Regions from separate parts of the Homo sapiens genome. Here all the other regions are linked to region 2. Evidence: chromatin loops called from intact Hi-C (ENCODE). Cell type or tissue: mammary epithelial cell. All regions are shown on one strand. Each heading gives the region's core, and the rest is flanking DNA. Links, peaks and the distances in the headings are about the cores only.

Region 1 (10,018 bases), core at 680-8,679, 65 kb before region 2:
GAGCTGAGATCGTGCCACTGCACTCCAGCCTGGGTGACAGAGCGAGACTCTGTCTCAAAAAAAAAAAAGAAAAAAGAAAAAAAATAGCTGGGCCGTGCAAAATACAAATATCACCCCTTTCGTGAAACACTGGAACTGCTGAAGGAAAAATAATGATGGCAATGTTGTGCCTTTTTTTTGTCTTTAAATAAGCTAAACAAGTAGATTGTTTGATTATTTACAAATATATTTCTAGGCCAGGCGAGGTGTCTCATGCCTGTAATCCCAACACTTTGGGAGGCTGAAACAGGAGGCTTGCTGGAGGCCAGGAGTTCAAGACCAGTCTGGGCAACACAGTGAGATCCTGCCTCTACAAAAAAAATAAAAAATATTAGCCAAGTGTGATGGCACATGCCTGTAGACCCAGCTGTTTGGAAAGCTGAGGCAGGAGGATTACCTGAGCCCAGGAGTTCGAGGCTGCAGTGAGCTATGATCACACCACTGCACTCCAACCTGGGAGACAAATGAGACCCTGTCTCAAAAAAAAAAAAAAAAAGAGAGCGAGAGAGAAGAAAAATTACATATATATTTCTAAACTTGCTCATTTCCCTCATCAACTGGATTCAAGGGACTTCCTGGTAAGAGTTTGAGGAGAATTAGGAGGCAGTTCCCCAGAGACAGCCTTGCAGACAGGAGGTTCTTTTCTCTGTAGGAGTTCACAATGGCCTCAATGGTAAGAGCTCTGCAACTGTGTTCCCAAGTTTGCTTGACTGAAGAGATGTGCTGGAAGAGTCGCCCTAACTTCTTGTTTCTGGTTTTACAGTATAAAAATCAGTGCCTTTTCATTTCCAAATACCTCATTGGCTTTTGTGCCTGGAGTGGGAATCAAAGCGCTAACCAACCATGGCACTGCCAACATCAGCACAGACTGGGGGTTCGAGTCTCCACTTTTGTGAGTATTCCACTGAAATGTCTGCAGCTGTTCTGGGAGAATGTGAGCAAAAACGGAAAATGTAGAAATTCACCAATGTTTTTGGCAATAGGCTTCTTTCCCTCATTATTAACAATCTTTCTCAAAAGCATTTTTTTCCAGGTGAGGCTTAAATTAGGAAATCCTACTGGGGGGTTTTGATGAAAAACATTCTTCTCTTAAAGGCAGAGCATATGATCAAATGTCATTTAAGATTCTCTTAAGAACTAGAAGTCCCTGACTATCAGAGAAACAGATGCATGCTCAACATTTTCGATCACCCACAAATCACTGCATGATCTTGAGCCAGCCATTCAACACACTTCCCCATCTGCAGGAGTAAGTGATGGGAAATGGAGTCTTTCTCCCTCACACAGAGGTTGAAGAATGGTAGTCAGCTTAAGCCTGAGCCCAACTGGAAGGCCTTTGCACCCTCGTGTAGAAGGAGGAAATCAGATTCAAGGTACTTTTACAGGCCAGTTGCAATGTGTAAATCACTGTTCTGGGTGTAATGTTTAGGTCTGCCTTGGTTGGTGCCACAGGATAACACATTCATTCTTCCACTAAGTCAGTCAACAACCATTTATTGAGTGCCTGCTGTGTAACATTTATCCCCATCTAAAGAACTCCAGTCTTGTAGATTGTAGAGAAATGACACGTTCCCCACAGCAACATAGATTCATGTATTCATTCATTTATTCAATGACTCATCAACCATATGCTGAGTACTTACTCTGTGTCAGGCCACATGCTAAGTCTTGGGGACATGGAAATGAGTAACACACAATCCACTCCCTCAAGGAGTTCACAGACTACATCTAAGCATCACTTTTTCATCTATGCCCTTCCTGAATAAAGTGTTGCCAGTCTTGCCCTTTCTTTTCTCTCCCCAAACAAACATTGTATATGAAGGGTGCTCAATACAAGCTCACTCGCTGCCAGGGCCAGAGCACTCAGGGTGAAATAATTAGAATATCCCAATAGCTGTTAGCTTTCACATATTCAGTACTTCGTCTGTTCTGGGAATATTCAATCAGCACCCACTCTGCTCCTACCTGTTGTAGGTGCAAGGAAGTCAGAGGTGAACATGACAAAGTCACTGCAGTCCAGGAGCTTAGAGTCTCTGGGTAATCAGAGAAACAAGATCCATCTCTGTGCCTGACTCAGGCTTGGATAACCTTGCACTTCTTTAAACAGCCAAGACACAGGAGGGGCTGATCTGTTTCTCTCCGGAGTCTACTTTACCGGTATCATTATCCTAACCCGAAATGACTTTGGTCATCCTACCCTGAAGCTCCAAGATTGCTACGCCCAACTGAGCCATGCCCACGTCTCATTTTCCGGAGAACTCAGGTGAATGAGAGCCCTGGGTTGGGCAGTGGCTAGTTAGGGGCTGGATACTCAGGCATCGCCTAGGGAAGGTTTACAAATGGCTGATTATGGTCTCTGAGTAACCTCTTTTTTTTTTTTTTTTTTTTTTCATTTTTTTCCTCAGTGTTCTGTATAACTCCTTTGCTGAGCCCATGGAGAAACCCATTTTAAAGAACTTAAATGAAATGGTGAGTCTTTAGAGGTTAGGCAACCACAGTAAAATGCCATTAGTAGAAGTTCTATCATCCTTTAATTAATTCTTTTTTGTTTGTTTGTTTGTTTTTTTGAGACAGAGTCTCGCTCTGTCGCCCAGGCTGGAGTGCAGTGGCACGATCTCCGCTCACTGCAAGCTCCGCCTCCTGGGTTCAAGGGATTCTCCTGCCTCAGCCTCCCAAGTAGCTGGGACTACAGGTGCCCGCCACCATGCCCGGCTAATTTTTTGTATTTTTAGTAGAGACGGGGTTTCACTGTGTTGGCCGGGATGGTCTTGATCTCCTGAACTCGTGATCCGCGCACCTTGGCCTCCCAAAGTGTTGGGATTACAGGCATGAGCCACCGCGCCTGGCCAATCCTTTAATTAATTCTTAATCAAGAAACCTTTATTGAGCATCTACTGTGTGCTAGGCACTATCCAAGGCACTTTCACACACATTAAATATCCTTTGCAACTTAATAACAGTTTCTCAAATCCCTACTATGTGCCAAATATTGTGGTAGGTGCTTGGGATGCAGAGATAAAGAAAGCAACAGCACATCTCTCAAATTTCTTACCATAGGGTGGGCAAACAACCAACAAGAATTTACTTATTATGTACCTATTGCATGCTCAGCTGCCATGGACTAGGATCTGTTGGGAATAGGACAGAGGGATACACTTGTGTATTCAAAAGCTCAAACTCGGGCTTGTGAAACAATAACTAACTGAGTACTTGAATTTAGTATACAGTTACACGATCATTAGATTGAGCAGGAGAGGTTCAGAGAAATGGAAAATTTTGAAGAAATAGGGCCTGGAAGTGTCCTGGGAGATAATTTTTACAGGATGCAGAACTTGAACTAGATCTTAACATATAGGTAGGATTTGTATATGTAAGGAATGAAGGATAAGAAGAGGTATTTCCAGGACATACAATAGGAATAAGTTAAGAAAATAGAATATATTAAGATCCTTTCCAAAGCTATAAGGCTTCTAGTCTCAGAAGTCAGTGTCTGAAGAAGGGAAAGATGGAATTGTCTATGCACTCTCTTTCCAATAATGACCACACCTTCCCTGAACCGTTTACCTGTATTTTGGGGGAGATAAGGACAGGGATGAGGAGGAATAGAAAAGAAGGAAGACTCTTCTGGAAAAGAAGGGACAAAGACAGGGTCTGGTCACGTCCATCTCTCTAGTGCTCAGCTCGGTGCTTGACAGACATTATAGGTGCTTAATGAAAGTCGTAAGGAAATCAACACTCAGAAGCATCAAGCAGCTCATCCCAGGAGGTGGCGCAGCTGTCCAGGACTCAGAAGCCTTATAGTCCTTCTCCATCCTTACCTGACAGATGCTGAGTGCCAATGAGTGTGCATATTAGAGTCCCTGGCAAAGTGCACTGTCATCCTCAAGGACCCCAAACTTGATCATTCCCCTGTTTGAAACGAGGCACGGTCCTTTTGCCTCTGACAGGAGGCCAGTGAAGAATGAGTTATGTCACAGAAGCCAATAATTAAGTTTGCCTGAAATTGATTTATGGCTTAAAGATAATAGATGTTTCTGTGATTCTCTCTGTGCCACTGGAAGATAGAAAAGAATGCTGAGACCACAGCTGTCTAGCTGTGTAAACTGAGTTCAAATCCCGGCTATGCAACACCTGGCAACTCACTTAACCTCTCTAAGCTTTGGTTTTCCCATCTGTAATTAGGGGACCGTCATGCCTCCCTCTCAAGGCTGTAGTGAAGGTGAAATGGAGTTAAACTAACAACGGCTAACACTTACTCAATGCTTACTATAAGCTGGGCAAGTTTACATGGATTACTTCCATTTCTACTCACAATGTGATGAGGTGGACACAATTATCATCCCCATGCAAATGTTGCAGATGTGGAAACTGAGATCAAAGAATACAAGTAACTTGCCAAGGGATTCAACCCTCGGCCCCAGGCAGCCAAGCCTGTGCTGTACCCACTATGCCAAGCACATCAATGAGCACACAAGAGGCACATCAGTGCTGATACCTCTGCCCCTTCCTAAAAATATTAATGTGACTCAAGACTAATTTTCAAATTCCAAAAAGGTGGCAACAAAATAGATCTCTAAGTAGATCTCTGATATAATGTGCTCTCCAACTAGCCCAGGGGGAAAGTAAAAGCTCTAGCTCTGGGGCCGGGCGCGGTGGCTCACGCCTGTAATCCCAGCACTTTGGGAGGCCGAGGCGGGTGAATCACGAGGTCAGGAGATCGAGACCATCCTGGCTAACACGGTGAAACCCCGTCTCTACTAAAAATACAAAAAATTAGCCGGGCATAGTGGCGAGCGCCTGTAGTCCCAGCTACGCAGGAGGCTGAGGCAGGAGAATGGCATGAACCAGGGAGGCGGAGCTTGCAGTGAGCCGAGATCGCGCCACTGCACTCCAGCCTGGGTGACAGAGCGAGACTTCGTCTCAAAAAAAAAAAAAAAAAAAGCTCCAGCTCTAACCATTCCAGGTAGGGCATGCAACCGCTCCTAGAGGAGATGGCAAGCTGGCGGCACCCCCAGCAGTCAGGAAAGATACAGCAGCTCCAGCAGCAGGTTCCTCGGGTATAACAGCATGGACTGGGACGCATGCCCTATCATGTCACAGAAAGAAACGACAAGGGCTCACTCACTCTTTACAGGGCTGATTGGATGTAGTGCTAGTTGCTACAAAGTTCAGCTGGCATTCAGTGACATACCACCCGTATCTACGTAAAGCGAGGCCCATAGACATCAACAAATTTAAGAGAATGTCTCGATGACCAAAGGGATAATGACTGCTAACCAGAAGGCCTTTGTTTGCAGGGTCTAGGCCCATCAATAAGGCTTTCCAGTACAACATGGTAACTTGCTTTTTTCTTTTTATTCCTTTGTGGCCAGCTCTGTCCCATTATTGCAAGTGAAGTCAAAGCGCTAAATGCCAACCTCAGCACACTGGAGGGTGAGTCTTAGAACTGTCTTTTCCAGATGGTTGTCTTCCTACCTTCAAAAGCTGGTACTGCCTGGGTTTGCTTTTCAAGGCGGTATAGCTTGAGCTATCCATCCTGCTTCATATTCTGCAAATTAGAGCCCCGGGAAGGTGCTTGGGAGGATGTGCCTTGTGCTTAGGGCATATGTACTCTTTGGCTAATAACTAACTTCACTGCCACAAGAGGGGTGGCTCCAGGGGGATGAGATGTAGGTTCAGGAACTAAACCCTCACGAGCACGAACCCAAGCAGTGACATTACATCCCTTCTCTTCAGAGGGATTAACACTGATCTTGACCAGGTTATTCTGGGGTTCTCAGCCTGCAGTGGCTGCCCTGAGCATCAAGTCCTCGCACCTTAGCATGGACTACAAGATTCACCACACCCCATCTCCTACTTACCTCTCTCTGCTTCATCTTTCTCTTTACCTTTCTCTGCCCCAGCAATCAAACTGTTTCCACTGCCCTCCTCACCCCTTGCCTTTGCTTTTGCTGTTTTCTCTGCCTGGAAGAGCTTCCTCTCTCCTCCATCCTTTCATTCCTTTAACCCAGGAGTCCCCAGTCCCTGGGCCACAGACAGGTTAGAAACTGGACTGCACAGCCGGAGGTGAACAGTGGGCAGGCGACTGAGCATTACTGCCTGAGCTCTGCCTCCTGTCAGATCAGTGGCAGCATTAGATTCTCATAGGAGTGCGAACCCTATTGTGAACCGTGCATGCGAGGGATCTAGGTTGCATGTGCCTTATGGGAATCTAATGCCTGATGATCTGAGGTGAAACAGTTTCATCCCGAAACCATCCCCCCCAACCCCAGGCCATGGAAAAATCATCTTCCATTAAACTGGTCCCTGGTGCTAAAAAGGTTGAGGACCGCTGCTTTAACAGATACATATTGAGTGCCCATTTCTAAACCTGCAGAGTTTAGCCAGCACTGTGCTAAACCCTGGAGGATTTAATCCTTTCCGTTCTCTATCTCTCTTTATATGTTGTGTTCCCTCCTCTTTATATTTAAGACCCAGCTCAGACATAGCCTCTTCCAGGAAACCTTACCTGACAGCCCCCACTCCGTAAAGTTATGCCTCCTCTGTGCTCACATGACACTTTGGACATCTCTCTCTCACTTTGCACTCCATCCATTCATTCACCAATGGCGCGCTGAGCACCTGAAATAGCCTGAGCACTGTTCTTGGTGCTGGGGATGCAGCAGTATTCCCAGGCAACAGACATACCTGCCGTCATGGGAGTAGTGGGAGGAGACAGACAGCAAGCAAGATAAACAAGTAAAATCTAAGTTATGGCAGTGATAAGTGGTAAGAAGAAAAATAAAGCAGTGGAGGAGGTGGAGAGGAATTTCCATTCTAGATAGAGTGACCAGGAAAGCCACCACTGAGCAGGTGGCATTACTAGAAAAACCCAAAGGGAGTAGAAAGTGAGCTGCTGCTCAATCTAGATGAAGATTCCAGATCGAGGAAACTGCAGGCACAAAAACCCTGAGGCTGAATATCTCAAGTGTGCTGGGGAGGCTGTGAGAAGGACACACTAGGAGCAGGGGGTTGGGGGAGAGCAGGCAATGAGGCCAGAGATGGGGAAGAGGGGATGGTTTGATCTTCAGGGATGTGTAGGGACTGCAAAGTCCACCTCTTAATCTAAGATGGGATGCCTTTGAAGAGTAAGGCCGGCATGACTTAACTTACAGTTTAAGGAGATCGGTCTGGCTTCTGTGCTAAAAAAAATAGACAGGAAGGAAGGGGGTCAAGGGCAAAAGCAAAGAGACTACTTAAGAGATGAGTGCAGTGACCCATACAATTAATGATGGTGGCCGGCCTAGGGTGGGGTGATGAAGATGGTAAGGCATGTTGGGATTCTGGATGTACCTTGAAGGTCAAGACAGTGGTTTTTGTGCAACAGATCAAATGTAGGTCAGGAGAAGAGTGAAGGGTGACTTTGGTGGGTAAAACCCTAAGCAATTGGAAAATTGGAAGAAGGGATTTAGCATTTATTGAGATGGGAAAGAACCTAAGAACAAGTTTGTAGCAGGATCATCAGGAGCCCAGTTTAGATCAGCCTTTGCTGTGTTGTATTATAATTTCCTGTTGATATATCTGTCTACTCCCCAAGACTATGAGTTCCTTGGGTGCAGGAACTTTGACTCACCGCTGTGCCCCCAGCGTCAGGCACAGCACCTAGCCCATTAGATTAAGAAATATCAGGCGCAGTGGCTCACTCCTGTAATCCTAGCACTTTGGGAGGCCAAGGTGGGAGGATTGCTTGAGGTCAGGAGTTCAAGACCTGCCTAGGCAACATAGTGAGACCTTGTTTCTATATAAAAAAAATTTTTTTTTAATTAGCCAGGCATGGTGGCGTGCGCCTTTAGTCCCAGCTACAGGGAGGCTGAGGTAGGAGGATTACTTGAGCCCAGGAGGTTGAGGCTGCAGTGAGCCAAGATCATGCAGTGAGCCAAGATCCAGTCTAGGTGACAAAGTGAGATCTTGTCTCAAAAAATATATATATTAGACTGATAAATGGATGCAGATGGATGAAAGAAAATGAATGGATTGGAGATGTAGGGAAGGAAAACAAGATGTAGTGAGGAAAGAAGTAGCCAAGGATCACCATGTTCTAGCTTTCCTTGAGCAAGTTCCTTTACCTCTGAGCCTCACTCACCACATCTGTGAAATGATTGCTGTCCCTCAGAGTAACAACTTGAAAGTATTTTAAAAACTGTGGCAATGGCCAGGCACAGTGGCCCACACCTGTAATCCCAGCACTTTGGGAAGCTGAGGCGAGCAACTCGCTTGAGGTCAGGAGTTCAAGACCAGCCTGGCCAACAGGGTGAAATGCTGTCTCTACTAAAAATACAAAAATTAGCCAGAGGTGGTGGCGCAGGCCTGTAATCCCAGCTACTTGGGTGGCTGAGTCAGGAGAATCACTTGAACCCGAGAGACAGAGGTTGCAATGAGCCAAGATTGTGCCACTGCACTCCAGCCTGGGTGACAGAGCAAGACTCTGTCTCAAAAAAAAAAGTGAAAAATAAAAAATAAAAACTATGGTGGCTTAGGATAATATTATTCCTTTATCTTAGCAAGATACTTCATCTCTTCTTGCTTTTCATCTCCATCTATGACATGCAAGAAAAGAGAAGACATGATGCTCAGGTAACTTTCTCTAGAACAGGGAGTAGGTCTTCATATTGTAGAACACATAATGGTGGTCAGGAAAGCAGCTCTCCAAAGCCGAGTGGGAAACCTGAGCCCTGAGTCACTGCACATACAACTAGCTTCAGAGACTAAAATCTGTGCTTTCATTTATTTTTTTTTTTTTAGACGGAGTTTCGCTCTTGTTACCCAGGCTGGAGTGCAATGGCACAATCTTGGCTCACCGCAACCTGCGCCTCCTGGGTTCAAGAGATTCTCCTGCCTCAGCCTCCCAAGTAGCTGGGATTACAGGCGCGTGCCACCACACCTTGCTAATTTTGTATTTTTAGTAGAGATGGGGTTTCTCCGTGTTGGTCAGGCTGGTCTCAAACTCCTGACCTCAGGTGATCCGCCCACCTCAGCCTCCCAAAGTGCTGGGATTACAGGCGTGACCCACCACACCCAGCCCAATCTGTGCTTTCTGGAACTTCACCCACCACTGCACCCTGGTCCCCTTGACTTCTGCTTTATTCTGAAAATGATAATACATAAAATTATTTGGATTAGCAGCACTGTGCCTAAGAATCTCCTTGGCCTCTCCAATTTAGTGGACTTTATTTTCTCTCACACAATCTGTTTCTAAAAATATTTCTAATGACAACAGTAAAGCATACTCCTTGTTAAAAAAAAAAAAGTTCTAACTGCAATTTATAACATCAAACTGAAGAGTCTTTCATTATACCAAGCCAATACATATCTCTAAATATTGATATGAGTTTTGTGTTTGTACTAATTTCCTTTTTAAAAAATAACTATATAGGGCTGGGTGTGGTGGCTCACTCCTGTAATCCCCGTACTTTGGGAGGCCAAGGTGGGTGGATGACTTGAGGTCAGGAGTTCGAAGCCAGCCTGGCCAACATGGTGAAACGCTGTCTCTACTAAAAATACAAAAATTAGCCATGTGTGGTGGTGGGTGCCTGTAATCTCAGCTACTAGGAAGGCTGAGGCATGAAAATTGCTTGAACCCAGGAGGCAGAGGTTGCAGTGAGCTGAGATTGTACCACTGCACTCCAGTCAGGGTGATAGAGTGAGACTTTGTCTCAAAAAAAACAAAAAACAAAAAACAAAACTATACATGCATTTTGTGTGTTTGTATGTGTGTATACCTAAAAAGATATACAGTAGTCCTCCCTTATCTGCAGTTTTGCCTTCTGCAGTTTCAGTTATCCGTGGTCAACCGTGGTTTAAAAATATTTAATATCTCAATGTGAATTTGAGAGAGAGAGAGAGAGACCACATTCACATTCACATTCACATTCCTTTTATTACAGTGTATGTAGGGGTTGGTACTGTCCACACTTTCAGGCATCCACTGGGGTCTTGGAAC
Region 2 (10,018 bases), core at 629-8,628:
TAGGGAGCCCCTGTCCCTACAAATTAAAAAAATATATATTAGCTGAAAATGTTCGCATATTTCTGTGGTCCCAGTTGGGAGGCTAGGACAGAAGAACCACTTGAGCCTGGGAGGTGGGTGCTGCAGTGAGCCATGATGGCACCGCTGCATTCCAGTCTGGATGTCAAAGCAAGACTCTGTCTCTAAACAAGTAAATACATTTGGAGTGGGGAGCGTTCGGCTCACCATTCCTTGCCTAGGCCTCCTCCTCTTCCCAGCCTCTGGTAACCGCTATTGAACTTTCTGCTTCTAGGAGATAAATTTTTTGGATCCTGCATGCCTGAGATCATGCAGTGTAGATCTCTCTCCAACCAGGGTCATTTCATAGTTTACCTAATGTCTTCCAGCTTTCTCCACCTGGCTGCAGAGGTGATAGGATTTCCTGGAGTGTTATGGCTGAAGAGTATTTCATTATATATATATATACATATATACATATATATATATATACACACATATATATATACATATATATATATATACATACACACACACACACACACACACACACACACACACGGCATTTTCTTTATCCCTTCACCTGAGGATGGACAGATAGGTTTATTCTGTACCTTGGCTGTCGTGACTAGTGTTTCAGTCACCATGGGAAGGCAGATACCTCTTTTGAACATGAGGATTTCACTTGCTTTAAAGGTATACCCAGTGGTAGGACTGCTAGCTGAAACGGTAGTTGTATTTAGCGTTTTGAGGAACTTCCAACTGTTTTTCACAGTGTGTAGAGTGATTTAATTCCTACCTATAGTGTATGAGAGTTTTCCTTTCTGCACGTCTGCACTGGCCATCCCCTTCAAAAATTATTGTTTTTGTTTTCGTAATATGCTTTTTTTTTTTTTTTTTTGAGATGGAGTCTTACACTGTCACCCAGGCTGGAGTGCAATGGCATGATCTCGGCTCACCGCAACCTCCACCTCCCGGGTTCAAGCGATTCTCCTGCCTCAGCCTCCTGAGTAGCTGGGATTACAGGCACGTGGCACCACATCTGGCTAATTTTTTGTATCTTTAATAGAGATGAGGTTTCACCACGTTGGCCAGGCTGGTCTTGAACTCCTGACCTCATGATCCACCCCCCCTTGGCCTCCCAAAATGCTGGGGTTACAGGCATAAGCCACCACACCTGGCCTGGTAATATGCATTTTTAGTGAAATAAAATAGTAACTGAGTGTGATTTTGATTTATGTTTTTGTGAGAATTAGTGATTGTGAGAAACTTTTCATTTGTGTCAATTTCATGTCTCCTTTTCAGACAGGGTCTATTCAGGTCCTTTAGGATTGGGTATTTGAGGTTGCAGGGGTTTTTCATTTTGTTGTTGATACTGTTTATTTCACCTTAGTCGTGTCAGTTTGTTGTACATGTTAGATGAGAATCCGTTTCAGAGATAGAATTTTCTCCAAAATTCTCTCTCAGTTTTTAGGGTGCCTTGACTCTTGGTTCATTGTTTCCTTTGCTCTGTAGAAATCCTAAAGTTTTACCTAGTCCCACATATTTATATTTGCATACTTTAGTGGTAATTTTTTATGCACCTATTTCCAATCCCTTATCATCCTCCCTTCTTCCCCCAAGCTCTAGTAACCGCTGTTACACTCTCTAGGTCTTTGAGATCAAGTTTTTTTTTTTTAGATTCTGTATGAGTGAGATAATACAAGGTTTGTCTTTCTCTGCCTGGCTCATTTCATTTACCATCACATCCTCCAGGTACAACCACAGGGCTCCCCATGAGGTGATGTCATCGAATTTTCCTGGCTGAAGAGTCGTCCTTTGTGTACACACATGGGAGTTTATTTTTTCATCTGCATATGGACGGTAGGTTGATTCATTTCCCTGACTGCTGTGAATAGTGCTGCAGTCCACCACCTCTCTCTTCCATGTACCAATTTCATGTGGGTTGAATGTATACCTAGCAGTACAATTGCTAGCGGAAATGGTCATTGTAGTTTTAATGTTTTGAGGAAGCCTCACATTGTTTCCGTAGTGTATGTATTAGTTTACTTCCCCAACAAGTGTGGAGAAGAATTCCCCCTCTCTAGAAATCCACACTGGCCAGTTGCTGTGGCTCACGCCTGTGATCCCAGCACTTTGGGAGGACGAGGCGGGTGGATCACCTGAGGTCAGGAGTTCAAGACCAGCCTGACCAACATGGTGAAACCCCGTCTCTACTAAAAATACAAAAAAAAAAATGAGCCGGGTGTGGTGGCAGGCACGTGTAATCCCAGCTACTCAGGAGGCTGAGGCAGGAGAATGGCATGAACCCGGGAGGTGGAGCTTGCAGTGAGCCGAGATCGCGCCACTGCACTCTAGCCTGGGTGACAGAGCAAGACTCCGTCTCAAAATAAAAAAAAATTGATATATCACATTAGATGATTCTATGAAATCATCTACTATATAAAATAAATATATATTATACATAAAATAAAAACACAAATCACACATTGACAATAACCCCTGCAGTCCAAGTACACCCCCACAATAGTACAAATTACACTTTAAAAAAAAAACTCAAGACATTTACACATTTAAACCAAAGTAATTGTCACTAGACTAAATACATTCATTCATCAAGTACAATAAATTTAGCATTGCTGCTTATAGTCACTAATAGCACAATTTTAGGTGCAATTTCACATGCTTTCATAAATCTTCCAGTACAGTTCCCATAGCAAAGTGTCTTTGTGCACGCCATCTTCATTTATATGCAGGTGCATCGTATATCATACTTAAAACTATTTTACGTCACAAGCTGTTAATATACATTTTAAGTGGACAGCAGGTAAAAAATTTAAACCTCAATGATGACAAAATTTAAAATTAAAGTCTTGAACACCTATAGTGATTTGTTTACTTGCATAAATACTATTTTCACTTAGTACAGGCTATTAAAATAAGCAGAGAATTTAAATATTAACTCAAAAAAAGATAGAGGCTCAAAACCTTCCTAAGAAATTAATGCGTTTTCAAAGTAATAATATAATGAGTCTGTAAGTCAAAAGGAATTTCATATTTATTGCCAAATTTAAAATACCAGTGATGTGAAGAGAAGATTGAGGCCTAAAATTGTGGTACTAAATTGTAAAATACAGTAAAGAAGATGCAGCTCATTTGCTTGGGAATATGTAATGGAATATTTTTCACAGTAATTTTTTTTTTTTTTTTTTGAGATGGAGTCTCGCTCTGTTGCCCAGGCTGGAGTGCAGTAGCACGATCTCAGCTCACTGCAAGCTCTGCCTCCCGGGTTCACACCATTCTCCTGCCTCAGCTTCCCGAGTAGCTGGGACTATAGGCTCCCACCACCACGCCCGGCTAATTTTTTGTATTTTTAGTAGAGATGGGGTTTCACTGTGTTAGCCAGGATGGTCTCAATCTCCTGACCTTGTGATCCACCCACCTCGGCTTCCCAAAGTGCTGGGATTACAGGTGTGAGCCACGGTGCCCAGCCAAGCCCCTGGATTTCTAATCCCCACAGTGGACTTGAGGAGTACAGTTGAACCCAGAGAAGATTCCCTGGCTTCTGCTGATACCACATGGTCACAAAGTCATCAACATTAAAGCCACTGCTCAGAGCACAGGCAAGTCTCGAAGTTCTCAGAGATAAAGATAGGGAGGTGAGTGAGTCAGTGCATACTCGGAGAGGAAACCAGGAACAGAGATGCTCATGGGTGAGGCAGCAAGGATACAAGTCTAGCTCTTCAAAGAGAGGAAGAGAGGGCACTGACCCAGGCTGGTGGCTGCTCAAGACATCTGAGGCCTGCCCCACGGCCTTAGCCACAGCTGCAGCAGGTGCCAGTTCAGCCTTCCTCATGTCTCGCAGCACCCCCATAATGAAGTAGTCAACCCCAACAAAAATGTGTATGCATTCTCCTGTCTTCTTCACTCAGGGCCTCTCTCTCCTCATGGATCCTAAGGCCCCTCTCTCCCTGGTCAGCCATTCGCTGCATGTGCAGCCAGTTCCAGGCCCTCAGCCAGCACATCTGCAGGACTGGCTCCCCAGTGGACACCATTGTCACCCCCACGGACACCACTCCCCTTTCCTAGCCTCTCATTCTAGGGCCTCCTGCTGGCTCCAGTGGGAACTACTTTCCATCTTTCCAGACCCTTCCCACATCCCTAGGTGGCAGCACAGCCTCAGCCAAGGACACTACCACCTTCCTGCACTGGGGTTCTGTGGCCCCACCCCAAATTTGAAACTTTCCACTAACCCTGGAGCCACTGCTTAGCCCATATCTGGGGCCCCTGTGGGGCAGCAGCACAGATCCCCACCTTTGACCACTGTTTCCAGTTTGGAGGCCTGCCACCTCCAGCTCCAGTCCAGCCCCAGCCTCCTGGAGGCCAGCCAGCCCCAGGCACCAAAACACATTCAACCTTGGGGGGCCATTACTCACCACTTCTACCTTGACCCCACAAGCACCCACCCTGCCGTATCCCCCTGGCCCATCCACTGCCCCTGGCTCTGCAGCTGCCACCTACACAGCTAGTGCCATGGCCACTATTTGGCCCAACGTACATTCTGGTAAGATGAGAGGGACAACATTTTTATCCATTTTTCCATGGATCAGGAGCTCTTTCTGTTTATGAGGCTGTGTTCAGCTATGTGACAGAGACAATCAGCCTTACCCATAATGCTGGAGTCCAGAGGTGGACAGAGGGTTTCTATTGACAAACCTGCATCTGGATAATGAGGCTCAAATCTCTGAAGGTCCATCCTCCCTGTCCTAGGTGACAAACACAGTGGCTCTGCCTCAGAGTCCATGGCACCAGTTGCCATGGTAACTCCCAATGTCTCTACTGCCCCTTGTGCAGGAGAAGGTGACCTCAGGGTCTGGGGCACAACAAGAGCTTTACAAGGGGAATTCTGCATGCACAGGTTGCGGAGTTCCTACTCCCTGATGTCCCACAACCCTCCCCGCCACCTGGACTGTTGAAAAGCTCCAATGGTAAGGTATGAGAGGAGAAAACACAAGATAGTTTCTGTGGTCTCTGAGAAAATCACCCATGGGGGTCCCTGTGGTCCTGAGTGGGATCAGCTATAGGAAAGTCACATCCATGAAATCAACATCCCCCAACTTCCCCAGAGCAGGCATGGTGTTTTTCCAGCAATGGTGGAGCCTCGCCTTCACCCTCTCACGCTCCACAGAGAGGTTTGCTGGCCTCAGGCCCTCATTTCCCCCCATCCATACCCCCAACCTCCTGACATGAACACTGAAGGTGCAGGTACCTACCTGTGAGTGACTCTGGCCACATCTTCGCTGGAACTCCCCTGGGACCTGTGTCCTCACTCATTTCACACCTTAGTGCCTCATCCCTGGGTCACGGGGAGCCTCAGGCAGCCCCAAGCACAGATGATCGGGGTTGGAGGGAGGTGACTGGAGAGGGACAAGGAGGTTTCTGCTCTGATCCCTCAAAGACAGTAGTCCATGCTGTAGCGACTGTCTACCTGCTTGAATGGTCTCCGGCCTCTGGCCGAAAAGAAAACTAGGAAAGGCTCATTTCTCTTCTTCCAAAAAATAATAATAATAAAAAAGTCAACTCCACAGGCTCTGAGTTTTGCTCATCTAGATAACCGGGCAACACCGCAGTGTATCAGGAGGTTTTTGTTTTTGTTTTCAGCATTCCTGAGACTTCAGAAACATTCTATGGAGAATTGAGAAGAGAGTATTTTTTGAGCCAGAAAGTGCTTTCCTGTGAAGTTTGTATATGTGAGTTATTTTAATATCTAAACATTGTCAGAGAACAAGACTCTGAGCAGGCTGAGGTTTTATCCCGCCTCCCCACCTGTGTGTCAGTGTGCGAAGGACTGCTGTGCTCAATCACACAGTAATTAGTCAGCCTCGTCCTCAGACTGGAGCTTAGATATGAGCAAAAGCCCTTTATTGGACCAGCCTTCCATCAATCCAGAGGAGCAGCTCGGGACCCTGGAGCCCTGGTCATGAAGTACATTTTGGTAGTGGCTCAGGAGATACCAGGGAGGGCTCCCTGGCTTATGCTGGTACCAGTATATCCAATAGAAATCAGCATGGACGCCAGTGCTCAGGATGCAGGGAAGTGCGGCTGGTGCTTCCAGAGATGCAGAGAGGGAGGGCGGCTGAGTCAGCACAGGCTGGGAGAGGGAACCTGCAGACACAGGTGGATATGGCTGCTGGCTCACTTACCAGCATGAAGTTGCTGGAAGATCTGAGCCAGAGGGGACTGCTGAAGCCTGGGGGACCTGCCCTGGACGTGGGAGGCCTGTCCTTACCTGGGAAGTGAGAGAGGAGCAGCAGGAGGACAGGAGCCATGGTGGACACAGCCCTTCTGAGGTCCAGAGCTGGAGTGGGCTGCTCCAGGCCTCTCTTATCCCTTCCACTGACCTCACAGAGGAGGAGTTACAGATGCCAATGTGTCCCCACATTGCCTGCCTCTACTTTACCCCATGTATTTATTCAAGTCCTAGGGGCTGGTGGACAGGGGAAGTCCGACAGGCCAGACCTGGGAAGAAGTGGGTGCTGGAACCACACCCAGGGAGGGCACAGCTTCCAGGTCAGCCTCAGTGAGTGCAGGCTCCATCACCCAGCCCTGCGGAATTTGTGGGGTAGGAGGGGGTTGGCACAGTTGTGGCTGCCCACTGCACAGACCCTGAGATCCACAGTGTCTCCTGCTGCTCTCTCGCCAGACTGCATTCCCTCAGTAGAAGTCATGTGAGTGGTGTCGGCCTGAGAGCCTAGTGAGTGTCAGTCTAGAAGTATCTATGGCCACGCCCTGGGCCATGGCCCAAGTTGCTGATACTAAAAGAAAGACAGCATTTTTCAATACGTTTTTCTTGCATTACTAGAAGGACATGGGCAAAATATCACCTCCACCCAATGAAAGGAGGCTGCGGGGAGGCTGCAGAGGGCTCTGGGAGCAAAGTCCTGGGCAGCTCCTTCCACAGAGGCCAGGGAAAGAGGTGATTGTGACTTGGGTCTCACTGGGCTGTGGGGTCCTGCTCTGGAACAAATACTCACACATTACTAGCTTTGGAAAGATAGGGCTTTGGAAAAAAAAAAGAGACATTTTCAATGCAATGATATGCTGAGGGGATGACAGAATACATCATTGATGAGAAGATTGAACAAGTGAAGTGTAAGTGTCAAGTCAGGTAAGGACATTTGAATCCAGACTGTAGAGGTCCTTGTGTGTCAGTGAGGGGTTTGGTTTGATTCATTATCTGGGATTGTTTCGGGTTGTGAACTGGAGGCAGAATAGATGAAACTGACAGTTTAAAAAGACATCCTTTGGTGTCAGGTTCAACAAAGAGCCTGAAGGCAGCCAAACAGGAGAGGGGGTATCAGGAGGGTTGATGGCTGATCCCAGGGATCTGGAGGAGGAAGGAGAAAGAACCCAGGAGAAACCACAGGGTAACTGTGTCCCTAGAGGAACGGTGAGAGAGGGATAGGGATAAAGCTGAGTGTTGTCGATGGGTTGACCAGGTGGGTTTTATTGTTGTTAACTGTCTTGCAGAGAGAGAGAGAGAGAGAGGAGAGAGAGAGAAGAGCCCAACTGTGCACTTTCTCAAGAGAAAACCTGTATCAATAATCAATAATAAAATGTACCTAGATCACCTCCCTACTCATTGCTGGAACTTTTACCTAGTGTCCTTTATGAAAGAAATACCTAGTGTCTTTATGTAAGAAACTATTTCAACATTTCTTCAAATTATCTCCCATATTACTTGCTGAGTTTTGTAATTATTTTCCTATAGATATGTTTGAAGTTTATCATTTTTAGTGAGACTAGAATAATAAACATTCTGCACTACTTTTAAAATTATATAAGCAATATATTTGATCTTATTAAGTATAAACTTGATGATTTTATTATTCATTCTAATAAATTTTTAACAATGTTTTAATGTTATTCATATATAGTTGCCTTTAAAATGTTAACACATTTATGTAAACTTTTTGTGCTCTTGTAATATCCTTGGCCTCTTATTTCTCAGGAACAAATTTCTACCACAGAGAAGAAATATTAGAAGTTATATCAAAAATGGAGTATGTTGTGAATTTTAAAAACCTTTTAAAATATGGCTTTTTAACCATTTTTTAAATTTTTATTTATTTTTTTATTATACTTTAAGTTCTGGGATACATGTGCAGAACGTGCAGGTTTGTTACATAGGTATACACGTGCCATGGTGGTTTGCTGCACCCATCAACCCATCATCTACATTAGGTATTTCTCTTAATGTTATCCCTCCCCTAGCCCCCAACCCCCGTCAGGCCCCAGTGTGTGATGTTCCCCTCCCTGTGTCCATGTGTTCTCATTGTTCAACTCCCACTTATGAGTGAGAACATGTGGTGTTTGGTTTTCTGTTTCTGTGTTAGTTTTCTAAGAATGATGGTTTCCAGCTTCATCCATGTCCCTGCAAAGGACATGAACTCAATACCATTCAGGACGTAGGCATGGCCAAAGACTTCATGAGTAAAACACCAAAAGCAATGGCAACAAAAGCCAAAATTGACAAATGGGATCTAATTAAACTAAAGAGCTTCTGCACAGCAAAGGAAACGATAATCAGAGTGAACAGGCAACCTACAGAATGGGAGAAAATTTTTGCAAAAGATGGCTTTTAAGTAATTTACACAGCAGGTTGTCTATTAATATGTAACATGCTAACAGATCTATTTGAGCGATCCTATTTCCTTGAGATTAAAGGTAGATTTGGCATTTTCTTCAAAAAGATATTTTTACTCTGTTTCTATAGTGTGAAATTGTACTTCATTACGAAGTGATCTCTTATGTCTGTCGTTAAAATAAATCAAACCAGAAACTAAATCCAGCTCTAGGAAGACTACACTTTATTTTATTTATCTCTGATGCATCTTATAATTTTTTTTGCTATGAGTGTCTGTGTGGATACTCTTCATTAAGAAAAACAGATTCTTTTGGAATATATTACCTTTCTACACTAACATTTCTTCCTGGCTAACACGGTGAAAACCCGTCTCTACTAAAAATACAAAAAATTAGCCGGGCGTGGTGGCGGGCGCCTGTAGTCCCAGCTACTCGGGAGGCTGAGGCAGAAGAATGGCGTGAACCCGGGAGGCAGAGGTTGCAGTGAGCTGAGATCGCGTCACTGCGCTCCAGCCTGGGCGACAGAGCAAGACTCCGTTTAAAAAAAAAAAAAAAAAAAGCTAGATGACAACCACAATACTAAGTAATGCAACTCTAATACTAATGCATTTTACATAGTTACTAAATAATCCATTTTCTTGCTTTCAATATTCCTAATGCTAGATGAAAGTACTGTTTAGTTTACCAAACCTTTAATCAAAAATGTCTAATCAGTACATCTTTTTAGCCCTTTAATTCATGTTAGAGAGTTTTAAGATGGAAGAAACAAATTAGACTCAAATTAAAAAAAAGTCTGACCTACAGTAGCTATTAGATAGTTAACATTTGTGACATCATCATGATTTTGTTCTGATACATGTATTTCACTTAGCATTGTTGAAATCAACTGGAATAATAGCCAAATAAAAACATTCTTTTAGTTATAATTTCAAAAACGATTGAAATTTATCAACAGTCATAACAACATCATTGTACTCTTAAATTAGACAATTCTTAGCACATATAAAAACATATTTACCTCTTTCAACTAGGACAATGTTAGAATTTATCAAAATTCACCATCATCAACTTTTTTTTTTTTTTCCAAAATCTTGATTGTTAGGTACTATAAAACTGCACCCTAATCAAATGATGTGTTTTTGATCTGATGATTTTACAAAGTTGGGAGGAAATTCAACGAAAAAAATACTTGTACAATTAAATTTCAAATCCTAAACATTTACTTATTTAAGCCTGCCTCTCTAAACTTAAAATAGATATCAGCTCCTCCAATAGGATGAGTAGATTTTCTCACTATATTTTCCACTTCTTTTTAAATTTTCTCCTCCATTTGAGCATTCAGAAGCATGAATCTGTGGGGATTGTTAAAGTTTTT
Region 3 (9,960 bases), core at 1,961-9,960, 270 kb after region 2:
TCTAAAGGGGCTTCATTTCCTCACCAACACTGGAAGAATGGAGAAACCTTTTCCCCAGTTCCTCCTTTGAGATTTGTAGAGCTGTGTTAGGACCGAAAGCCTTTTCTGAAATCAAAGGTGTGTAGGTATGGCTGAGGTACATTACAGCACCCAGGGAAAGAAAACTCTGACCCCATTGACTTTTAGGGCCCATCTGCTTAATTCTGGCCCCTCCTCTACGTGTCCAGTGCCTGTCACTTTTTTTGGAAATTATTTTTATTTTTTAAATTCACAAATAATAATTATATATACTCATGGCATACAACATATTTTTATATATGTACATATTGTGAAATGACTAAATTAAGGTAATTAACATCTATTACTGCACATATTTTTTTGTGGTAGAACACTCACACTACTCTCAGCAATTTTCAAGTATATGTTATATTGCTATTAACTATAATTGATACATTGTACAATTGATTTTCTGAACTTATTCCACCTAACTAAACCTTTGTATCATTTGACCAACATCTCCCCAGTCCCTCCCTCCCCCAGCCCTTGATAACCATCATTCTACTCTCTGCTTCTGAGTTTGACTTTTTAAGATTCTACATATCAGTGAGATCATGTGGTATTTGTCTTTCTGGGGCAAGGCCTGATATTTTACAAGCTTGACTTTTGTGTTTGGTACTCATTAAATAGTTTATATGCACAACTCCCCACCCACACTGGTTCTCAAAGTCAGTCTCACAGGTGTAATATTTTTTCAGGCAGTAGGGTGAGGGGGAAAGCAGTAATGTTTATTGGGCATTTTCTACGGACCGGGCCTTTTAAGCAGTATCAATTGACCTCACCTAATCTTTACAACAGCTCTGTGAAGTCTGCATTATGCTTGGAGGAACCTGAGGTTCAGAGAGTTTTAGGGACTCAGCCAAGGTGAGGAACTTGGTGGTCATGGTGTAGGGGTTGACAGTCCCTCCTCCCTGCTGCAGAATGTCCCAAAGCAGCCTTCTAACAGTGATACAACATCTCTCCTTCAATTCTGAAGACCCTGGAATGGGGATGGGATGTAGACAAGTTAGAAGACCAACACCTATTGAGCACCTACTTATTTAAATAAATGTTATACTGATAAATGCTGTCAATGTATAACATTTAAATCTGTGAGCCAGGCATTTATGTCTCTGTTTTCAGATGAAAAATGAAGGTTCAAGGACATTGATCACGTTGCTCGGGGTATATCTGTACTCTGAGCCTTCTCCTCAGGTTGGTCTAGGTGGATATCTTCTCCTGACCAAAAACTGATAGGAGTCAAATATTTTCACGGTCAAAGCAGCTTCTGCTTTTCTACCAAGGCTCTTCCAAAACTTCTGGGAATGGATAACGATGTTTTCTGGTTCTACTTCACCCTGAGCACAAGGGAACCTGGTCCTTGAATGAACCTGCACTCAAAAAATCAAACTAAACACCGGATAGTTTAGATTGGCATAAATGCAAATCAGAGTGTTGGGCTTTGCTTGTATTTGCTGACATGCTATAGTACCAGAGTCAAGGTGCCAGGGTCCTGGGAGCAACAAATGCATTCCCATTGATTTATTGTTGAAAAACCCTCTGATCAGCCTACCCAAAGGCCCTGCCCTACCCTGCCTTGCCTCACCTACATACGTTCAGTTTGTAATTCTTTTTCCTTTTGCTGCACAATAACTGCTTCCGTTTACCTTTTTCACGGGAGACTCTGGCTTGGAAATCTCCAAAATGCATACTTTATCTGTGTTGTGGGTTTGTTTAGTATCTCTTCAAGACTCACTTGCTGACTTCCTAACCCTCAGTTTCTCACAGTGTGACTGTATTTGGAGGTAGGGGCTTTAAAGAGGTGATTAAAATGAAGACATTAGGGTGGGTCCTATTCCAATATGACTGATGTCCTTATCAGAAGAGTAGATTTAGGACACAGACAAAAGGAAGGCCACGGAAGACAGAGTGAGATATGACCATCTGCAACCAAGGAGAGAGGCCTCAGAAGAAACCAACCCTGCTGACATCTTGGCCTCCAACTTCTAGCCTCTAGAACTGTGAGAAAATAAATGTCTGCTGCTTGAGCCATCTGGTCTGTGCTACTTTGTTATGGCATCCCTAGAAAACTAATATAATCAGTTTGACAAATGCATCCCAAGTCATTAGTAACCAGTGAGCATACTTTGTGTAGCCACAAGAAAAGGTTAACTAAGGGCCAGGCTCATGTAAAAAGCAAGCAAAGATTTAAAAATAAATGCCTATGTCATTCATTTATTCAACACGCATTGCTGAAAATCTAAGACATTCCAGGCACTGTGAATGCCAAAATGAGTGGAATCCCAAACACGGGGAACTCACAATGGACATTTTAAGAAGCCCAGAAAATCCCCTGGATTCAGGCTATCTGCCTCCCCCACTAGCTTGAGGCTGGGGCCCGGGTCCCTCCCTTTTGTGGAAGTACTACCTTCCTCAGGCCTCCACTTCAGAGAGCAAACACCCAGGACAGGGAGCCCATCAAGCTCCATCCTCAGCTTCCATGCATTCCTCAGTTTACCTGATTGACACACTTGAGAGGGAAAGTCCAGGCAAAACTCAAGAGGGATATGATGAGGGGAAAACAGCTTTCTTTTAAAAAAAAAATGGGGAGGAGGACGGACAGGAAAAGTGGCAGGAACCAGGGAGACCAAAGTTTCTAAAACAATATTCAAGGATTATAAACCACACTGACACCCGGAATCTACCTGAGACAGACTCACGTCAGACATCAATCACATGGCTTCTGATTCTTAGTCTGCCTTTTTCTGGATGTGACTGAGTGGACTTCCCTTCTGCAGCTCCAGTAGGTACAGATGGCTGTATCACACTGGCTTCAAATGCATAAATTAACAGCAAACTAATGGTTTTCTTCCAGCTAGCCTATAATTACACATGTACACATTTATCCACCTGGGCAAAATTTACAACTGGCTGATTTCCCTTCAACACCACAGGACGAGACTAAAGGAAGGTGAGTAAGAGTCCAGCCATGGTAAATCTACAGCAAAAGGTAGGACTCAGGCAAAATATGCATGGCAAAAGACAGCCACGGTCACCAGGATGATGCCATTGACGTTCAACACTGTCCTCCACAAAGGCTTCTCAGAGGTGTCCGTCATCTTCATCTTCATGGCTTTCTCCTCTTCCTCAGTCATCTTGGGTGCACCGTGCTGCTCTAGCCCACAAAATAGGTCATAGGCTCTCCTGAAGATTCCTTTTTTCTTCTCAGGAACTTGTGTTTCTGGGCAAAGGCATAGAAGAATTATTGGACACAGAAGCAGGATGGACTAGAAAAGTTTTCAGGGGAGAAGCCACACCATGAAGCATCTGCTATTCTGCAGAAATTTCCCAAAAATGAGAAATTTCCCCAAATTTCCCCCATATTTTCTTGTTTTAAGGAATGAAAACGGTAGAAAATGTTCCAACAAACTTAATGACAAAATGGTCTTACTATCTGCATCCTTAGGATCAGCTAGTCTAAGTTTTATCTCTATCAGGCCCAATGCAAATTCATTTTGATTTGGAACAGTCAGATCAAATAATAGTTTATAATAAAGACACATTAATAATAGGCTGGGGAATTGTGCCATAGGAAGGAAAACTCAACTCTGAAACACAAAATCTCATATCTGTTCACTACATCACCAGAAAGCAGTCTGGCTGGCATGATTCAGGAGTGCGTTGGTTACATCTGTCCATTCTAAGGCTTCACAACAGACCCAGCCAGGTGGTAAGAACTGGTCTGAACAGCTCCTGTTGCGGCGCAGCAATGAGCAATACTTCCCAGGCTTAGGATCTAATGTCACATATCAGCACTGCTTAATCAAACTGTCCACACCTGGCCCTGATGCTCAAATTGAATACCCACCAAGGGAACTGATTCCCTCCTCTGAGCCCAGGCGTGGCCCTGGAGGTAGACAAACCTGGTTTCAAATGCCCACTCTGGCACTCACTAGATAAGAGATCAAGCCCACTGTGTTTTCAGCACCACAGTCACAGACCCTGCAAAGCACTTTCCCATTTTTACAAGTCACTGAATTTTATCTTTATTTTTTAAGAGACAGAGTCTTGCTCTGTTGCCCAGGCTGGAGTGCAGTGGGGTAATCATAGCTCACTGCAGCCGTGAACTCCTGGGCTCAAATGATCCCCCCCACCTCGGTCTCCTTAGTAGCTAAGCTGGGACTAAAGGTGCATGCCACCATGTCCAGTTAAATTTTTTTTTGTAGAGTATCTGAGTATGTTGCCCAGGCTTGTCTTGAACTCCTGGACTCAAGCAATACTCCCACCTTGGCCTCCCAAAATGTTGGGATTACAGATGTAGGTCACCATGGCCAGCATCACAGAATTTTAGCTTTAAAACATCACAGAATTTTAGAACTGGAAAGAATCTCAGTGACCAAGTTCACACGAGTCAGAATTGGGACCAAAACCTGGCTTTATGGTCTTGTTAATTCACCTCCCTTATCTTCATGTATCAGAAGAATTGGATAAATAATACCTTCTTCATTGTACTAATGAAGAATTTAATGATTTAATGAGAGAGCCTCTAGCTCTTATTGGGGTAGAGCCTCTCTTATTGTGGTAGAGCCTCTACCACAATGAGACCTTTTGACACTCAAAATACTCCTAATCCATGTCCCTTGACACAGTAGATGTCAAAAAGTGTAGGTCTCTTTCTATTCTCTCTTTTGTCTCACACACTCACACCTCTCCCCTTTGACTCACTCCACCAAAATAGCAGAGTGGGAAAGAAGGAGTAATAAGCTAGGATCACTGATGACCTCAAGTGAGAAATACATGACTTTCTGGGCCAATAAAAAGTTGAATGGCCAGCTGGTGTGGTGGCTCATGCCTGTAATCCCAACACTTTGGGAGGCCAACATGGGTGGATCACGAGGTCAGGAGATCGAGACTATCCTGGCTAACATGGTGAAGCTCCGTCTCTACTAAAAATACAAAAAAATTAGCAGGGCATGGTGGCATGTAGTCCCAGCTACTCGGGAGGCTGAGGCAGGAGAATGGCGTGAACCCGGGAGGTGAAGCTTGCAGTGAGCCGATATTGTGCCACTGCACTCCAACCTGGGTGACAGAGTGAGACTCTGTCTCAAAAAAAAAAAAAAAATTGAATGGCCTTAGGAAATTCTCTGTGTCACATTTTCCTGTTCTGGAAAGGAAGGAAAATTGGAAGAATTGTACTTGCGTTATCTGCCTTAAGAGGATGATGCATTGCTGAAATGAATCACTAAAGTGTTTATAATTAAAACATGTTATGATCATATCATTATCGATGATGGTGGTGGTGGTGGTGGTGGTGAGGATGATGATACTGGGACAGTGATGCACCTGCAAAGCTTCCTTGTGTTGCTGTTTCTCAGAGAATGGTGAATGTGACATTCATGGTCTGTAAAATCCCTAAAGATAGCTTAGTTTATTGTGCTTTAATAGGGTAGGATGTTCAGTCTGATTTCACCCTAAGTTCATGAAGACACAACAGAATTTGAGTGCTGCCATGAACCTCAGAGGTCACCAAGTCAAATCTCTAGCCAGTACGGAAGTTCCCTCTACAGAATCCTTGACAGATGTACACATACTGCTCATCCCTGTCCAGACCAACTCAATTAGAAACTCTTCCTTCAAAGCAATCATGATGGTGGTAAATATAGACAATTCTTACAGCAGAGCATAAGAGGCATGGGTTTTCATTTAGAATACTTTTATGTGATGAATCTGAGCTTTAGAACAATGGAATCACTTTCCCAGAGTATTAGGAAGAGAATTGATGATGATTAAATCCCAGTTCTTCCTGATTCCAAATCTCACAGTCTATCTCTGCACTATCTTGCCTCCTTACTCTGAGTTAAAATCGGATGAATTCTTTTCACCCACCAGTGTTAAGTCTGCCTTCTGGCATAAAAATAATCTCTTCTTCCACAATAAGATCTTTTGACACTCAAAATACTCCTAATCCATGTCCCTTTAAAATCTATGATATTCTTACACAGTGTGGAGACATTTTTGGAGGTAGGAGAAGTAGAGGGCATGTTCCTGCCTGCCTGCCCCAGGGAGGCAGGAAGGGGCTGTTTTCAGCACCATGGCCAGCTGCTGTGGCTCCAGGCTCTCTCCAGTATTTGCAGTCACAAGTTTTAGAATTGAAAGGTACTCGAAGATCAAGAGCAGATTGTAACAAAGCTGAGACCTTAGGCACAGCCTCTCCCTCCCTAAGCCTCAATTTACATGTCTATAAAATGAGATGATAAGACCAAATGATCTCTAGGGCTCTTTCCCCAGGTAGGATTCTATGATGTTCCTGATGGCCAGATTGAGAATCTGTTCTGAGCTACACCTGTGCTCTCCTTCAGATGGAGTGATATGAGGCCTCCAGCCCAGCACCAGGTAAAGCACATATGACCTTGAGCCCCCATAGCTCTGCACACCACACACCTCCACAACCATCCTCCACGTGTGCACGTTTCCCACATAGAGAGGAAAAGTTGCAATACTGAAGTAGAAGAAAGTATTAACTTACAGGATAAGTCTCTGGGCACTGACTAAGCGTTATTTCATTGGTCTTCGAGAGAAATTTGATTTTCTGCATTTGATATTGTAAGCCAGTATGACATAAGATCCCAAGGGCTTCTATCCCCTCATCTTGATGTCACTAGAACTGGCCATAGCTTTGGTTCCATCTGCCCTCAGTTCACAGGCTATGTCAGAAGAGCTCCAACTCTTCTCTTATCCCTGGCCATTCCTCAAATCAAGGCAGGGTGGCAAATTCCTCACCCACACTTACTCACTGAGTGCTGTCAAATATGAGGGGTAAGAATCCAATCAAAAATGGTCTAAAGATTTTAATAGACGTTTCTCAAAATATGATATATAAATGGCTAATAGGCACATAAAAATGTGCTCAACATCATCAATCATAGAAATGCAAATCAAAACTACAATGATATATCATCTCATCACAGTTAAAACGGCTTATATCCAAAAGACAGGCAATAACAAATGCTGGTGAGGATGTACACTGTTGGTGGGAATGAAAGTTAGTATGACCAGTATGGAGAACAGTTTGGAGGTTCCTCAAAAAACTAAAAAGACAGCTACCATATAATTCAGTAATCCCACTGCTGGGTATATGCCCAAAAGAAAGGAAATTAGTATATTGAAGAGATATCTGCACTCCTATGTTTGTTGCTGCACTGTTTACAATGGCTAAGATTTGGAAGCAACCTAAGTGTCCATCAACAGATGAATGGATAAAGAAAATGGGTACATATACACAATGGAGTACTATTCAGCCATAAAGAAAGAATGAGACCCTGTCATTTGCAACAACATGGATGGAACTGGAGATCATTATGTTAAGTGAAATAGGCCAGTCACAGTAAGACAAACATCTCATGTTCTCACTTATTTGTGAGATCTAAAAATCAAAACAATTGAACTCATGGACATAGAAAGTAGAAAGATGGTTACCAGAGGCTGGGAAGGGTAGTGGGGGTCTGGGGATGGGGTAGGGATGGTTAATGGGTACAACAAAAAAATAGAAAGAATGACTAACCTACTATTTGATAGCACAACAGGGTGGCTATAGTCAATGAAAACTTAATTGTACATTTTAAAATTAAGAGTGCAAGGCCGGGTGTGGTGGCTTATGCCTGTAATCCCAATACTTTGGGAGGCCAAGGCGGGCAGATCACCTAAGGTCAGGAGTTTGAGACCAGGCTAACCAACATGGAGAAACCCCATCTCTACTAAAAACATACAAAATTAGCCGGGCGTGGTGGTGCATGCCTGTATTCCCAGCTACTCAGGAGGCTGAGGCAGGAGAATCGCTTGAACCCAGGAGGTGGAGGTTGCAGTGAGCCGAGATTGCGCCATTGCACTCCAGCCTAGGCAACAAGAGTGAAACTCGGTCTCAAAAAAAAAAAAAAAAAAAAATTAAGAGTGCAACTGGATTGTTTGCAACTCAAAGGATAAATGCTTGAGGGGGTGGACACCCCATTCTCCATGATGTGCTTGCTTGCAGGCATGATTGCATGCCTGCATCAGAACATCTCACGTACCTCATAAATGTATACACCTACTACGTACTCACAAAAATTTTTTAAATATGAGGGGTGAGGGAGCTTGAATGATTCTGTACCCTTTCTTTCCCTTGAACTCAGAGTTAACTTCCCCAAACCCACTTATCCATCTCATCCCCACCCTACTCCTCACTGCCCTGGAGGGGAGACATCTGAGCTCTGATAAAATTATTTAGGGAAGAACTTCAGTAAAGTCTTGTTGTTGTAGGAGTAACTTTTATGGTTTAGGATCTGCTCTGGGTCATAAGTCACCTATTTCAATGGTCTCCTTAGGGCCTTCTTGGATGTTCTCCTCTTCCGCATCCAGGTCAATACGCTCCTCTTTGCTGTTGCGCAGGCTCCAACACAGACGGTAGAGCTGCAGAGAAGGCAGAACAGGTCAACAGAAAGATCCAAATAGCATCTTGGGACAAGAAGTTGGGGGGGCAAAGAGATATGCATCAAGGAAGGGAAGGGAATGTGGCATCTCAGTACCAGGAAGAACATACACAACGATTCTCATCCATAACATTATCTCTAAAAACATTGGTAACTTAGATAAAAGTAATATACATGTATATACTAGCCTCTATGATATATGCATATTCAGAGCTAAAAGATTGCCTCATATGGAAATGTTTGTTGAATGAACTCTTTTACGTGTGTGTGTGATAAATAATTTGTTCCTTTTAGCACTGGCAGTAGGAAGCAACAAGACAACCATTTGTCCAGGTTAGGAGTGTAAGTTCAGATTTTTGCACTATGTCACATTATGTGGATAAGAAGCTAGAATCATGAGCCATAATAGAATATGGTAGAGCTGAAGGCACAGTTTCTATTGACATAGTCAAGAGCATGAACCAAATACTTGATCTAGAGCATGAACTCGGTCTAGGGCATCAACTAGAAATGTGTTTGGGTTGTAATACTTTCAAAGACTTGAGACATGAGGAAGCAGTTGATACAACACAAAGAAAGCCTGTGACAGGTCCAGCAAATAGATGTGATTCAGTTCTGCTGCCATAAAAGCAGTCTTTGTTTGACGTTAGGTTTGTCACAGCTCTTAAAAATTTGGCAATGAAGTTGAAGGTCTCTTAGGGATTCCATAGTCTGTGCATGCATGAGTAAAGTAAAGGATTAACAAAATCCTTCTGTTTTCTAGGAATAAATATGACCTTGGGTTAACTTTCTGGCTCTGTTCCCTTGGAAACCTGGAAATCTGTGTTGGGTTACCAGACTACTAATAAAAATGGCTCATAATTGGTCATCTTTATCTAAATTGGGAGAGCCATGAATGAATTCTAAACCAATGGGGGCATCTAGAGTTAAAGAAGAGTAATTGCAACTTTTGAAGTCTTGAATCAATTAGACTTTGATATTGTTAGAAATGTTTTACATCCTATGGTCAATTTTTGGTGGACTAATTTGGAAAAAAAAATCAAGAGGCAAACTATATTTTGGGTTTCCCTGAGTAGACTGATTTTTGTAACTAGGTATGTGCTTTGTTGGGACCTTTGAAAGCTTTGACCATGGGACTGTCAAAAGAAATACCAGTTTCTATTTGGAACATAGGCTTCTAAGCCAGGTAGCCCTGTACCACCCATGTGATCTTACGCACCTGAGCTGTCACTTGGGGAGCAGGTTTCAGAGAATAAGCCCTGGAATAAAGGGTGGACAACTGTGAGGACTCTGACTAAAGACATGGGCTTGATATCAGCCTGTTGGCACACCATGTTTCCTGGCATGTATCCTTCCACGTGAAACCAATGGCAAGTCATGTGAATGTGAATATAAGATGTATAATTTTGCTGAGGCTGACCAAGAATGTTGTGGCATGTCAACATCACTAATCATCAGA

The links. A loop is a pair of places that touch in the nucleus more often than their neighbours do. Peaks named below come from ENCODE experiments on the same cell type or tissue, not always from the same donor. Only the 100,000 strongest peaks of a DNase experiment are listed, where the experiment ranks them.
Region 1: it touches region 2 in a loop (6-fold over the local background); 2 of 110 quality-filtered maps call a loop at or near these places.
Region 3: a loop joins it to region 2, with 4 times the contacts of the local background. A loop is called at or near these places in 7 of 110 quality-filtered maps.

Annotation. Positions count from the first base shown.
Region 1 is chr22:32,438,125-32,448,142 of GRCh38, reverse strand. BPIFC (BPI fold containing family C) reads left to right here. Exons shown (of 17, transcript NM_174932.3): 5 at 803-931; 6 at 2,147-2,302; 7 at 2,445-2,508; 8 at 5,412-5,472. Among named protein-coding and RNA genes, the nearest start is that of BPIFC, 21 kb to the left of the region's middle. In mammary epithelial cell, for the core only: a CTCF peak has its summit at 3,801 (motif pointing right); no DNase peak of the experiment used is centred there.
Region 2 is chr22:32,372,990-32,383,007 of GRCh38, reverse strand. LOC339666 (a long non-coding RNA gene) reads right to left here and starts at 6,344. Exons shown (of 3, transcript NR_038918.1): 1 at 6,287-6,344; 2 at 5,271-5,682. It also overlaps the pseudogene IGLCOR22-2. In mammary epithelial cell, for the core only: a CTCF peak has its summit at 4,132; a DNase peak (open chromatin) is centred at 1,787; H3K27me3 peaks cover 195 bases.
Region 3 is chr22:32,103,307-32,113,266 of GRCh38, reverse strand. SLC5A1 (solute carrier family 5 member 1) reads right to left here. Exons shown (of 15, transcript NM_000343.4): 14 at 8,376-8,481; 15 at 238-3,277. The coding sequence ends at 3,054. It overlaps LOC105373000 (a long non-coding RNA gene), which reads left to right. Exons shown (of 3, transcript XR_938172.3): 3 at 6,325-6,410. Among named protein-coding and RNA genes, the nearest start is that of C22orf42, 51 kb to the left of the region's middle. In mammary epithelial cell, for the core only: a CTCF peak has its summit at 9,426; no DNase peak of the experiment used is centred there.